Linked DNA regions of Homo sapiens: region 2 is linked to region 1. The links are chromatin loops, found by intact Hi-C in ENCODE. Cell type or tissue: prostate gland. All regions are shown on one strand. Each heading gives the region's core, and the rest is flanking DNA. Links, peaks and the distances in the headings are about the cores only. Region 1 holds the start of LOC124904173 (a long non-coding RNA gene). Region 2 has its middle 12 kb from the start of FOXD2.

What was found. A loop is a pair of places that touch in the nucleus more often than their neighbours do. Peaks named below come from ENCODE experiments on the same cell type or tissue, not always from the same donor. Only the 100,000 strongest peaks of a DNase experiment are listed, where the experiment ranks them.
Region 2: it touches region 1 in a loop (2.5-fold over the local background); 7 of 110 quality-filtered maps call a loop at or near these places.

Annotation. Positions count from the first base shown.
Region 1 is chr1:47,506,006-47,510,391 of GRCh38, reverse strand. It overlaps LOC124904173 (a long non-coding RNA gene), which reads left to right and starts at 2,525. Exons shown (of 2, transcript XR_007066066.1): 1 at 2,525-2,796; 2 at 3,837-4,168. RefSeq lists a silencer at 1,903-2,182. In prostate gland, for the core only: no CTCF peak of the experiment used is centred there; a DNase peak (open chromatin) is centred at 2,341; H3K4me3 peaks cover 1,080 bases; H3K27ac peaks cover 1,767 bases.
Region 2 is chr1:47,447,431-47,451,816 of GRCh38, reverse strand. No RefSeq gene overlaps it. Among named protein-coding and RNA genes, the nearest start is that of FOXD2, 12 kb to the right of the region's middle. In prostate gland, for the core only: a CTCF peak has its summit at 1,722 (motif pointing left); a DNase peak (open chromatin) is centred at 1,716.

The sequences.
Region 1 (4,386 bases), core at 206-4,205:
CGGAGCCGACTCCCACGGAAAACACATGTAACCTTATCCCATCTTTGTTTAACGGCGACCCATCAAGCCGCCTGATGAATTCTGCAGATGCAGCCAGCGTCTTCCTTGGGCTCCTTGAGTTCTGGGGGTCTCAATCAGACCTAGTTGTTCTTCCAGGGCTGGCCAAAGAAGCCTCTTCTACAGGTGGGTGTCCACCTGGTACCCCATCCCCTAAAATAGCTCCGCTTTGCTCCCATGCCTGAAAGTACACCATTTGTGTACCTAAGATCCCTCTACGTAAGATCCTCCTCTTCATGAAACCATCCTCCCTGAGAAAGGGAACAATGTTGAATAATATGAGAGGCATTTGTGACATCAAGAAAAGTTCTCTAAACTAGAAATTGTCCAGCCTGGCTTCCACCACAGTTCTGTGATAACACCCCTTTATCTCTCTGGGTAAAATGACCTTGCTACTTCTCTTTACCGTCTCTTCTCTCATAGAACTTTTGTGAGAATTTGATGAGCTAATGGGTTAAAAGTGCTTTATAACTTAGTTTATGGTAATATTAGCATATAATTTTCTATTTGAATTATGAAGCACTGTATGTAGAACCAGGAGACAGTGTGAAGTCAGCCACTGCCTGTGTTCAGGGGTTTCTCCTTTACCAGGAGTGACCAGCCAGGGTGGGAGGAAGAATTTGGGAGCAAATCTCATCAGTAAGCCCCGTCTGTGTGCTGGGCACTGGGTTAGTGTATGACACTCACACAGTATTTCATGTGATCCCCACATCATATATAAGATTATGCCCATTCCGAAGATGACAATTCAGGGATCAGAGAGGTTACCTAACTTTCCTGAATTACACAGTAGGAGAGTGACCAGGGGGTCAGTCTAGATTTGTCTGACCCCAAAGTTCATTAAAATACATGACAAGTGCTCTGTGGGGCCTGAGGGAGAAAAGGAGGGCAGTATGTGCCCAGGCTCAATAGAGGCCCTGCCCCTCTCCCAGCTCCTCCCTTCAGGTCCATAAATTCTTATACACACAAACACAGTCACCCCAGCACACACCACAGGTGGTCAGCGGGCAGGGAAGCTGCAGGCTGAGGCTTCCTCCTCAGAACAACGCTCCCTGCCCACACCTCCGCCATGGCCCTTTGGGTGGGGTGAGGTGGGAGGGCGGGGAGGGCAGAAGGAGCCCCCGTGTGTCATTTTCGGCAGCAGTCAGCAGAGCCTTGCAAAGTGCAAGATGGCTTTTTTAGCCCAGCATAAGGATCTAGTTAAAAACCAATAAATCAGGAGTGAAATGTGCATAGCAGCCTGCTCCGTAAAATCAACATGGCTTGTGCCTCTGCAGGGAGCCCTCTGCCTGCCCGCTGAAGACTGCGGCTCAGGCAGAGCCCTCCTCTGTCCCATAGACATCTTCGGAGAGAGAGGTCTCCTCTGTTCCTTGAAAAGACAGAGCCAGGCCACCGGAGCCCCTACTTAGGAGGTGCCTCGCTTATGACATCCCCTTTCTAGATGCAGAAATGCCAAAAAAAAAAAAAAAAATGGGTGAGCAGGGCCCAGACAGCTCTCAGCCTCCACACTGCTCCGCCCTGACATAGAAAATCGAATTAGGAGATGAATAGGCTGAGGAGTGGACGAGAACGGAGAGCCCCAGGGCGTCTCCCCAGCACAGATTACAGAAACCATCTGCAGAAAGGGGCTCGGGACCCTCACTGAGATGACCCCCGGTGGAACGGGCATCCCGGGCCTCGGCGTGCCCAGCGCAGCCCCCCGGCGGGGGCGGGGAGCGAAGGAGCCCCGGCTCAGCCTCGGGTCGGTATTTAATATCTGTAAAACTGCCACTCGGGCAGCCAAGGTAAACAGCGTCCCTGGCAGTTCAAAGGTGAGCGAGTTTAAATGTTTCCCCTCTGCCTGAAAGGAATCCGTGCCGGGCCTGCGGCCGCGGCGGCCCCAGGGAGGGACGGCCCCCCGCGCCGCCCGCCCGCAGCATCTGTGCACAGAGGCTGCGTCTCCCACACAAATACTCAAAATTTCTCATTAAAACTTATGACTGTGTCAACAGTGCGGGCTGGGCCCCTAATCTGGAAAAGCCATTTCGCCACCGCGCCCCGCCCCCCGCGGCCCACGCGCTGTCCCCGCCCGCGCTCTGTCGCCACCCTCTCCACGCCCCACGCCGCGGCGGGCGCCCCGCGGGGCCCGAAGGTGCCACCCGCCCGCCCTGTCTCCGGGGCCGAGTGGAAGCCAGGACGGGTTGGTACGGGGCGGGCGTCCTCAGAGGACCGCGGGCGCACAGGGGACACGGTAGAGGAGCTGGCTTTCCCGCCAGATAAGAGCGCCGGAACCGGCCAGGCGAAGGACGCCCGCGGCGCTTCCACTGAGCTCAGAGAGAGCTTTCTCCTGGCGACAGTCCCCTTCAGAGTCCTCTGAACAACCCCGCCCGGCCGCATCCCTTGCAAACTTGTTCCCAGGAGTCCATTTCTGCTCCCACAGGGGAAGGCCCAGCTCAGCCCCGGCCTGATGCCACAGTCCAGCTGAGACTCGAGGCCCCCAGCCCCTCAGCCCCGCTGAGCGGGAGGGGCCCCGGTGGGGGACAGAGCAAAGCTACTCTGAAGAAGGGGATGAACTTGACTTGCAGTAGACTCCAGGGCAAGAGGGAAATCAGAGAAACATTTGGGAGTAGAAAGAGTCCACCCTGGGTTCAAATCCCAGCTCTGGCACTGACGATATTTCCGTTTCCTCCTCCATAAAATTTAGGGGACAATAAGAGAAAGAAAACAGCTAAGCCCACCTACTCCAGATCCTGGCATACAGTAAGTACTCCATACATGGTAGTCATTCACTCAGTCAACCTATACTTATTTATTAAGGCTCTTTTATGTGGACCCACAGACAGCTAACAGTCTAGAGAGAAACAGACAAGTAAAACAATAGAGGCTGAGTGTTATGAAAGGGGAAGTAGAGGGTCTCAGATGAAAGACTAGATACACTGTGACTAAAAGATGAGGCAGCAGGGGAAGATATTTCAAGAGCAGAACAGCCTATGCAAAGGCCCTGAGGCAAAAGAGGATGTGATCATAGGCAACAGAGGATGTGATCGTGGGCAAAGGCACTGAGACAGAAATGAGGCTGGGGAAACGTGAGTGCCTACACGGTGTGCACCTCTCAATGAGCACTTTTAGATTGATTCTTTGTTGTATGTGAGTATACACTTAATGTATGTGCATTTGAATATGGCCAAAGACATGAACCTACACCTATGCATGTTTAAAATGTGTATGTCTGTTTGGACGTGTGCACATGTGCCTGGGTATTTATGCACGAACATGAGTGTATTTGTGTGTGTGTGTGCGCACCTGTATATGTGGCTATATATCCATACTTGTGAATCCGAATAAGGACTTGTACATTTGTGTTTGCACAAGTATCTGCACTGTTGATGTGTGTCTGTGTGTATGCACTTGTGCTCACACACACTTTAACAAATGCTGACTCCCCACTCCCCACACCTTCTCTGGTGTCCATGGTATAAGAGTGGGCAGCTAGGTCCTGCATGCACCCTTACCTTTCATTGAGGCCAGATATTCCCACTGACAGGCTATGCCTGGAACCAGTACCCATGGGCCTGATGGACCCCCTGACTGCCTTTTATTTGCTCCACCCCAAAGAAACAAGAAAATAAAAGCATGTCAAGATTTCCCTCCAGAAAGCTGAAATCCAGGCACCCATACCTCCCACCCCATTATCCTACCACAGTCAGAAGTTGTGGAGACACTGGTTACATGGCGAGCAGGAATAGCTCAGCACAGAAAGTGGGAAACTGCTGTCCCAACCCCTACCAGTTTCTCTGCAGATGTGCTGTGTGACCCAGGACAAGATGCTTTGCCCTCTGAGCTGGTGAAAACGAAGATGATGCTCCCTTCATGTTAGGCTGAAATAGAACACAAACAGAGACGCGGCAAGATGATGAACATCCTTCCAAATTTTCCATTAGACTGGGTTGGCTACCTTTAAAAATAAGAACAAAACAAAAATAATCCTCAGAAAAGCCTCATGAAGTTCAAAAGCTCCATTGCACATGTTGCCTCCAAAGGGGCAAGAATTTTGCCATTGTCACCCCTGTATTCCCCTCCTAAAACAGAACCTGGCATATAGTAGGTGCTCAATAAATATTGGTTGAATTGATAAATTTGTTCATTGAGCTATTTGCTCGTTCATTCACTTATCATATAATCCCTGTGCCATTGTTTTGTACCAGGCCTTAACTGTCCCCCACCCAAAAAGAAGGGACCCTCTTGCTTAAGCTTCACTAATATCCCAGGTAAATGCATATCACTTTAAATTCATGGCTTCCCACCTCCTTCGAGCCTCAAAACTGCCAGGAAATGCAACTGTTTCCCAGC
Region 2 (4,386 bases), core at 198-4,197, 59 kb after region 1:
CCTGGGTGACACAGCAAGACCCGGTCTCCAAAAAAAGAAAAAAAAAAAATTCTGTGGGAGTGGGGAGATGCTAGTGAAGGCTTGGTGGGGGAGGTGACCCTGAGTAGGGAGTGAACCAGGTAGAAAGTGGAAGAAGGAACAATCAGATAATCAGACCCATGAACCACAGAATCACTCTGGCTGTTGGGCTCATTAAAGAGTAGTCTCCTAGAATTATTCTTTTAATCAATGACTATTTATTGCACCAGACAGCATGCTGGATAGAGATCTCAGTGTGACTGTGGCCTTCAGTGAAAAAGAAAGAGAGGGGGAGAGAGAGAGAGATCTCAGAACTGAAGCCATCTCATATCCCAAAGCCAGCCTGACTTCCACATCGTGTTCTTGAGGGGCAGACTGCCTCTTCCAAATCCAAGGACCTGGGGAGAGGAAGTTGCTCTGGGTGCTGGAATGAAGGGTGAATCCCTTCTGGTGACATTGGAGGAGGGCTGCTCAAATGGAAATCTGTGATGGATGATGACACACTGGGAGGGGCTCCTGGCTCCCTATAGCTGCCATGACCAGCAAGTCCAGCGGCCAGAGGTCTGTTGACTGAAATCGGAGTCAAACAGGATCAAGTATGGGGTGATGAGTTCTCCCCACAGCAGGCTCCAGAGCTGGGGAGGAATCCCCACCCCATGACATCCTTCAGCTATTCTCTCTCAAGGCCGTCGGCATTCTTCCCTCTGCGCCCATATTACAGCTTTAATTCCACATGCATTTGTGTTTCTTTCTGTCCTCCACTAGATTGTCACCATCCTGAGGACAGGAACCACATCGGTTTTGTTCACCACTGTATCCCCAGTGCAGAGGAGAGGACCAGGCACAAAGTGAGTAATAAAAGAATGGTGAAATGAATTGAGACTGACAAGGACATTCCAGCAGATGAGGGCAGTCTGGTGATAAGTTCATTTCATTTTACAGAGAGGGAGAGTAGGCCCAGGAAGATGGAGTGGTGCAAAAATAAAGCCGCCTACATATGTGGAGAGGGTGTGGGGGTGGCAAGGCCGGGCTCTGGGGTCAGGAGCACAGACAACAGAAAAGTACTCACAGTCCTGGCCCCCAAGATGCCCCAGCCTCCATAAAATCAGTTCCCTCCCCACAACTCAGCCACCTCCTCCTTGAGGTTGTGAACTCCTCCTCCCAGAGGTGCAGGGTGTGCCCAGCCACGGCAGGCTTCTCTCCAACCAGGTGTCCCAGAACTGCCCCCAAAGGGCTACGGGGAGAGGAATAAAGCAGCTACCAGTTTGGGGGTGGAATAGGGCATCCCTGCTGCGGCGCAAGAGCTACAGGGACCATAACAAGGACTGCAAGCCTTAGCACCTAATCTATGCAGGATAAGCCTTAAGAGGGAGCGCACAAAGCCAATCTTGGTAGCGCAAGCACATCCCGGTTAGCACAGGATCTGCCTCTGTCAGTTTAAGGTCATCTCTGTTAGCACAGGGTCAGACCCACTCAAAGCAGGGTCACCCCCGGTGGTATAGGGTCATCCCTTTTTAGCGCTGGGTCGTCCCGCATAGGAGCAAGATCGTCCTAGTTTGGAGAGTCAGCCTCTAACGGAGGGTCAGCGCAGAGCGGGGCGGGGTGGCCGGGTGAGCGGAGCGTAGGGTAGTCTCTGCCAGCCAGGGTGAATCCTGGTCAGCGGAGGGTAAGCTCCCGGTACTTTGGGGCCAGCGGCGCCCCCAAGTGGCTGGGCCCGTCCTGCGCTCAGGATCCGGTGTCAGGGAGGCTTTCAGGAATCTCGGTCCGGAGCCCTCCACCCTGGCTTCGCTCACTCGAACTGGGAGTCTCGCCAACTCAGTCCCGGGCCTCGCTCTTCAGAAATTGCTTCTGCTTCTGAATATTCTTTGTACGCATGTTTGAGACTTTTTCTGTTCACAGGATGCAATTTGGGTGCGCGATTGCATCTGAGACCCAGAATCCGAGATGTAGGCAGAGAGGAGAACTTCGACTGGAAAACTGGAGCCCCAGCTCCAGGGTAAGCGGCAACAGAGCCCGCCCCTCCCCATTCCCTTCGCGTCTCCATCCTCAGACACTCACTCGGCGGACTTGTCTCTGAGAGCTCTGGTCCCGGCCCCCAGTCTTCGAGTACTTCCAGCTACAACCCCACAAAAGCAAGTTCTTTAGTTTGGCCTGGGCGGGGACTTTTAGGGAGGGAGCCAAGCCACAGCCCCCTCCCCACTCAGGCTTTGGGAACGTTCTGACCCACTCCCCCACATTGATAGGTTACAGCCCTCCAGCTCCTGTGGGGTGCCCTGCCTCTCCCCACTACCCAGCCCTCATCCGGGCAAGGCTTCCCGGAAAGAAGGCTGGGTGGCTCAGGGTGAACAGAGAGGAGTAAAAAGGAGCTGGGTTAGAGGCTCCCTTTTCCATTTTGTGCCACCCTATCTCAGTGCCCCGGGAGACACAATGGGATGGGCTGAGCTCTGCCAGCTTCAGGCAGCGACTCACCTTCAACCTCATCCACATTCCCCCTTCTCCCCAAAGGAGGTACATTTATGCAAACCGGCAACCAAAACATACACAGAGATTTGGCCACCCCTCCATGGCCCTGCCAGGGAAGGAAAAAGCCCTGGGTCCCACGTGGAAGCCTCTTAGATCCAGAAAGGAAGTGAGCCAAGCTCCCAGTAAGTAGGCAGCTATGGTAGAAGTCCTGAGGCTGCTCCTGAGATGTCTCCAAAGTCCAGCACTGTCCCATCCAGCACCCTTGCTGCAGAGCGACAGCTGAGGGAGGGGCATGAGCTGTTCAGTAGACTAGAGGGAGGAGCTGGGAAGCAGCCACTGACCACAGACCCAGGAGGTGAGTCCAGGCTAACTTTCCCCAGCTCCATTTCTGAGACAGAGAAATGGAGGCCCAGTGGGGATAGGGGGAGTACTTGCCAAAGGACACAGAGAGTCAGCACCCCAGCAAGAATCAGGAATCTTCTCACCTCCTCCCCTTCTCTACTCCCAATATTAGATAAGTATCTTCAGGGTAGGTGCTAAGGTAAAGATCCAGGAGGAGTGGAAAGAGGCACCAAAAAGCCCTGGTAGCTTCCAGAGGTAAGTGTAATTCAGAATTCCTAATGCTACACTTGAGCCTACACACGCACACACATACACACACACACACACACACACACACACACACCCCAAAGCCCTGAAGCTTGGTCAGCATATCTGACCAAGGAAGGAACGGCTCCAACCAAAGCTGCCTGGGACCTGAGTGGCCCAGATTTTCTTTGTTTATTCTTCACTTTATAAAAGGCCTAGAGTCAGGTGGGGTGAGGGAAGCAAGGCTTGGAGCACTCCAGTGGGCCAACTGACAGATAGATTCTCCAACAGACTCACGAAAGCAAAAGAGGCAGGGAAGCCACCACACTGGAAGATCCGAAAACTAGAGACATTCACTGGCAAACTCTGACCATTCCCCTACCCCTTCCTCTCCTCCAAGGGGGTCACTGGCGCTGGACCTTCTGCTCTGCCTAGGGCTAGGAGGAGAATTCGGCCACCTCTCCCAGCCCAGGAACCCTGGGGAAAGTGGAGTGCCAGACGCTCTTGCTAACCTACACTTCTCCCTAAAGCCACGAGCACCTCTCTCACCTAAAGGTGATCTATTCCATGCCTGATTTATCTGGATAATTGTCTGCTATCCTTCACCTTGATCTTGACCTTACTCCTATCCTGCCTTTAGGAAGGAAGGGGCATTCAGAAGCATTGACAGCCCAGGTGACATTTGAGATTTCCCTAGAGACAAGAGGAGATGCTAAGTTTTTAGTTTCCTCAAAATAGCTATACCTTAATGAAAACAAAATTGCAGCAAGGTAGGAGAAACAAGTTCTAGTGTTCCATAGCACTGTAGGGTAGATATAGTTAACAATAATTTATTATATATCTTCAAAAACCTAGAAGAGGATTTCTAACGTTCACAACAAAAAGAAATGATAAGTGTTTGAGGTGAGAGTTATGCTAATTACCCTTATTTGATTGTTACATATTGTATGCATGTATCAAATATCATTCTGCATCCCACAAATATGGGATTTACATACAATTAAATCCCATATTTGTGGGGTTGTAATAATTGTAGTAAATTATTTACTACAATTATTATGCATCAACTAAAAATAAAAGGAAAAGATCTGGACCAGTGTCTATAGTCTATGTTATTTGTCTATGTTAATTATCTATGTTAATTGTCTATGTTAGTGCATAGATGCTGCAGGGTCCAACTTTATATCTAGGATCCTGCTGAGCAACTCTGGGCAAATGCCACCGCTCACCCCCTCTAGACCAGTTTCCCATACAATGTTAGCCTTGGAGACCCTGCAAGCTCTGGCATTTCAGGCTCTACAGCCTGCACCTGCCTCC